Regions from separate parts of the Homo sapiens genome. Here region 1 is linked to region 2. A link is a loop called in an ENCODE intact Hi-C map of the cell type or tissue named here. Cell type or tissue: heart left ventricle. All regions are shown on one strand.

Region 1 (2,500 bases), 230 kb after region 2:
TTTATCTCTGACCTCTATTTTCCGTGATTTTTACATAACAAAGTACATAGTTCCTCAGGCCAACATATGGAAACCTAGAACAAATGGCTTCCAAGGCCCCTCCCAGTTGAATAATTCTGGTGAATTCCCTTTCCATGAACTTCCTGCCAGATGTTCCTCATGACTGATCTTATTTCCTTTATGCTTATGAAAGTGAGGCATAGCTTTTTTACAAAATTACTTAAGTGTATGTTATCAGAATGCAGCAGAGCAAAGCAAAGACCACGTAACTTGACACAGCCATGGCTAGAAGAGAAACCTTATCTGCGACAGATATTTTTAGTTGCCACTATTTTCTATCACACTAAGCCCCATTATTTTAGGCTATATGGAAATGGGTAAACTGAGGGGCTGTACCTCATAACAGCCTCATTTTTCACGTGAGAAACCTACTTTAGAGAAAGCTCTTAAGATGTGTCTTTATATACTTAGCCAGCAGATGACCACTTTTATTTTTTCCCTGCTAAGAAAATTCTTTTTTCAATTCCCTGGAAAATACTGTTGAGGCTGTCATGCTGTTGGGGGAAGAAAACATATTTCCTCATTTATATTGTGCCTGCTTATCTATATTTCTGCAAACATTTCAATCTTCCTCCCCACTGCATTTTTTACATCAGCCTTTCTAAATACAGTTCATGGTGTTCTGTTTTATGTCACTGTAACCCTGACTGCTATGTGGAAGCAGGTCCTGCAGTGCAGGAAGCCTGCTTATAATTGACAGATAAATCTGTTTTCTAGAAACTCTGCATTCCGCAGCAGCCCCAGCATATATGATTCTTAAATAATCGCTTTGCTTATTCCCCAAACAGAAGGCAGTCAAATCAACCAGTTTATTCTTCCAGAATTGCAAGAGGACTGCCATTCATTTTCCAACTTTTCCTTTTTTTTTTTAAGCTGCGGTTGTAAAAACTTGGTGTGCTTTGGGATGTGTCATCTCTTATTTCTTAAGGGTCAACTGTGTTAAGAGAGAGAAGGTCAACCTAAACAGTTCTTGGATTTCATTTCGGGAAATTCCAGGCCCCAGCTCAGCTCGTTCTGTGCATGTCCACCTACCGAGGCTCGGCCCTCTGTTGTTGCAGCTGTTGCTGAGTACAGAGCTCATTTATCCCCAATCAGCTGGAGCTTCCTGTAAGTGTTGGATGCTTTTCCCTATTGCTACTCAATTGGGATTTTTTTTACAAGATTTATCAAAACAGTTCCAGCTACATGGTGCTTTGGAATACATACCTCCAAAGTCCAATGACTTTTCAAAACACAGATACTATGCTAGTGGCAAACTATTAGAGATGTCAACTGCCTCACTTGGTTCAACCTCTACCATGTTGTAGGTGCCTCCATGCAGAATGGGGAAATGGAATGAGGAGTTTGAAGGAACACATGGAAAGTCTCTAAATTGTACCTCTCACCCCAACCACGCCATATTGGAATATACAAGACTGAAGAATTCAGAGTCACAGCCTTGACTCCAACTCCCTTGTTCTAAGATAAGAAGAATCTTAGTGATTTACCCAAGGTCATATGGCTGATTATGGCATTAGCCTCTTGTAATCCTTTTGATACATACGATCTTGAAAAAAAATCCAAAATCATAGACAAGGGGTTCATTTTTATAAAAAAATATTTATTCTTGTTATTATTTATCCTAGGGGTCTTGGAACATTGTGTTTGATGGCAATAGTTTTAATATGGCCGATTCTTTCTAACCTTGTCAGAAGTCTGTATTTTGATAAGATAGAAATATAGATTTATACCATATCTGTATAAACAGTCATCCGCATACATGTGTGTTCTGCTTCTATCAATAGCTCTTTTGTCTCAGGGATAGGAAATAAATGTGTCTGAATTTATATTAAAAAAACACCATCAAAGTAGTAAAATACACTAATCCACTGTGTATTACATAAGGCATTTAAATTCCGATAATTCATGTCTGATGCAAGCAGTAAGAATATGAAATAGTACACATTTATCTCTTTTCTTCATGAAAACTGGGGCAAAAATAATAATATTCTAAAATAAAGGAGAATACCATTTAAAAATTCAAGCCTCACCTCTCACTCTACTCCCGTTGCCTGAAAACATGCAGAGCTCCCTTTGATAGTTTGATTTTGAATCTATTGACTTAAAAATATCTCCACTAGTTTTTCAGGCCAGTCATTCTTCATTCTAACAAAAGTAGACTTCATTTTTGTTTTCATTATCTTTTAGAGACATTGGATTGCTGAACAGTTTTGGGCCAAAATCCGTCGGCTGCATTTCTTTTAGCTTGCTGGCTAAGACTGTCCATAAGGAAGGATACTCACGCTTTGCTGACATTTCCTCCCTAGGTCTCTACATTGCGTCAATTGACTCGCCAGTGGTTAATAATGTGCACTCTGGAGTCAGATTACGTGGGTTGGAATCAGGCTCTACATCTTGCTAGCCTGGCAAATTTGAACTAATTATTCAAACTATCTGAGTC
Region 2 (2,500 bases):
GCTTGAAAAATATTTAGATAGCCTAGATATATTATCCTGTGTCATCATGTTACTTTGGCTGTCTCCTTTTTCCCAGCATTCAGAGGATCAAAAGTTTGTAACATTTATTTATTTATTCAGTAAACAGTTATTGATCTTCACTATGGGCTGGGTGTAATGGCATTCACAAAGATAAATAAGACAAAATCACTGTTTCCAAGAAGTCACAGTGTTGTGAGTGTGGTAAGAGATAGGAAGATTACAGGATGGTTAAAAAACAAAGTAGGCCAGGTGTGTTGGCTCATGTCTATAATCCCAGAGCTTTGGGGGGCAGAGGCGAGTGGATTGCTTGAGGCCAGGAGATCGAGACCAGCCTGGGCAACATAGTGAGACCCCATCTCTACAAAAAATAAAAGAATTAGCTGGGTGCAGTGGTGCATGCCTGTAGTCCCAACTACTGGGAAGGCTGAGGCAGAAGCATCAATTGAGCTCAGAAGTTAGAGTCAGCAGTGAGCTATGATCACACCACTGCACCCCAGCCTGGGCAACGGAGACTGTCTCTAAAGCAACAACAATAACAAGATAATAAATACTGTCTGTGACACAGGTATGAGGAGGTTGCTATAGAAGCTGAGCCAAGGGAGCCCCTACCTCTGGCCTGGGGGCAAGAGGAACCATTGAAGAAAATTTGAAACCTCTGAAATAGGCAGGGATAAAAAGTGTCCCAGAGACAGTTACACTATGTGAGAAGTAAATGGGAGGTGAGAAAATGGAACCAAGGTGGGTAGCTTTTTGTACTTTCGTAGATTTGCAACTGAGCTTCAGCAATATTTCTACCCTGATCTATGTTATTTTTATTTTATTTTAATTTTTTTTTTATTTGAGACAGAGTCTCACTCTATTGCGCAGGCTGGAGTGCAGTGGCACGATCTCGGCTCACTGCAACCTCCTCCTCCCAGGTTCAAGCAATACTCCTGCCTCAGCCCCCCGGTAGCTGGGATTACAGGCATGCACCACCATGCCTCGCTAATTTTTGTATTTTTAGTAGAGATGGGGTTTCACTATGTTGGCCAGACTGGGGTCGAACTTCTGACCTCAGGCGATCCACCTGCCTTGGCCTCCCAAAGTGCTGGGATTACAGGCATGAGCCACCATGCCTGGCCAATCTATGTTATTTTTAAAAGAAGAAGAGAAATAGATCAAGGAAGAGGAGAAAGACCTGGTTCCATAGATCTGACTCTGCAGTTTGTGTGCTGTGTAATAGAGAAAAGTTAGTGTCAATTTGGACATGGGCCAAATGACCTTTTGAGTCTCTTGTAGCACAAATGACCTGGAATCCTGTTTTCTTTATGATTATGAAGCTGGGCATAGGTATTCTGATGGGCACAGCCAAGATATTTAAGCCAACATTTGCTGAGAAACAGTGAAACTCATTTTCAGACATTTTTCCCCCATGACTGAGAAGTGTTAGGTTTTTGTCCAGCAGCAGTAGCTGTTGATTGCTGTTTTCCTGAGAGAGGGAGGCTTTTTTTTTTTTTTTTTTTTTTTAACATTCTGACACCTTTTTTTTCCCCTCCGTATCAGTACTGCTCACTAACCACATCATATGGTGATAAGAACTGAAATTACTCATTGACATTATCGTGGGGCTATTTCGAAAACATTATCTCATTTCATTTCCTAGAATATCATCAAGTCTCCACAATACCAGTTCCTTAAAGGAGAATGTTTTTGTTCCAACTGAAACCAAAATATTTTAGTGAATTTTGTCTTCAGTATTACTTCCTTCCTATTCTAATACTGTGGTCAAAAGTATAACTTTTGGCAAACTCTTTGCCATAGCGGAATCTGACTTAGTTTGCTGAATTTGAAGTTAGCTGTTTTCAGTAATTTCTTTTCTTTTTTTTTTTTTTTTTTTTTTTTTTTGAGATGGAGTCTTGCTCAGCCCCCCAGGCTGGAGTGCAGTGGTGTGATCTCGGCTCACTGCAGCTACCATCTCCTGGGTTCAAGTGATTCTCCTGTCTCAGCCTCCTGAGTAGCTGGGATTACAGGCACCCATCATCATGCTCGGCTAATTTTTGTATTTTAATAGAGATGGGGTTACTCCATGTTGGCCAAGCTGGTCTTGCACTCCTGACCTCAGGTGATCTGCCCCCCTCGGCCTCCCAAAATGCTGGGATTACAGGCTTGAGCCACCGCATGCAGCCTGTTTTCAGTGATTTGTCTTTACTCTTTATGTAGATTATCTGCATTGCAGATTACTTATTGTAATTTTCAAATCCTGGGCTGAATTTCTTTCATCATTTCCTGTGGATTTGTCATCTCTTTCCTCATCCTCACCCTCTATTCAGGCACCATGTAACCAGGCAGTTAGACAAAGCATTGTTTCATAGCTGAATCCATCACATATTTTTTTTATATATATTCCCAAAGGTATACAAATAGTTTTCATATTGTTTGAGAGTTTGATTTGTTTCCACTAACATAGAAAAATAGTTGTTTAATAATTAGACACTCCTTT

What was found. Hi-C counts contacts between places; a loop is a spot of excess contacts. Peaks named below come from ENCODE experiments on the same cell type or tissue, not always from the same donor. Only the 100,000 strongest peaks of a DNase experiment are listed, where the experiment ranks them.
Region 1: it touches region 2 in a loop (2.0-fold over the local background); 4 of 110 quality-filtered maps call a loop at or near these places.

Annotation. Positions count from the first base shown.
Region 1 is chr12:75,704,750-75,707,249 of GRCh38, reverse strand. All of the region lies in intron 1 of LOC105369844 (a long non-coding RNA gene), which reads left to right. Among named protein-coding and RNA genes, the nearest start is that of KRR1, 190 kb to the right of the region's middle. In heart left ventricle, no CTCF peak of the experiment used is centred here; a DNase peak (open chromatin) is centred at 1,089; H3K27ac peaks cover 1,974 bases.
Region 2 is chr12:75,933,737-75,936,236 of GRCh38, reverse strand. No RefSeq gene overlaps it. Among named protein-coding and RNA genes, the nearest start is that of PHLDA1-AS1, 96 kb to the left of the region's middle. In heart left ventricle, a CTCF peak has its summit at 1,454; no DNase peak of the experiment used is centred here; H3K27ac peaks cover 1,493 bases.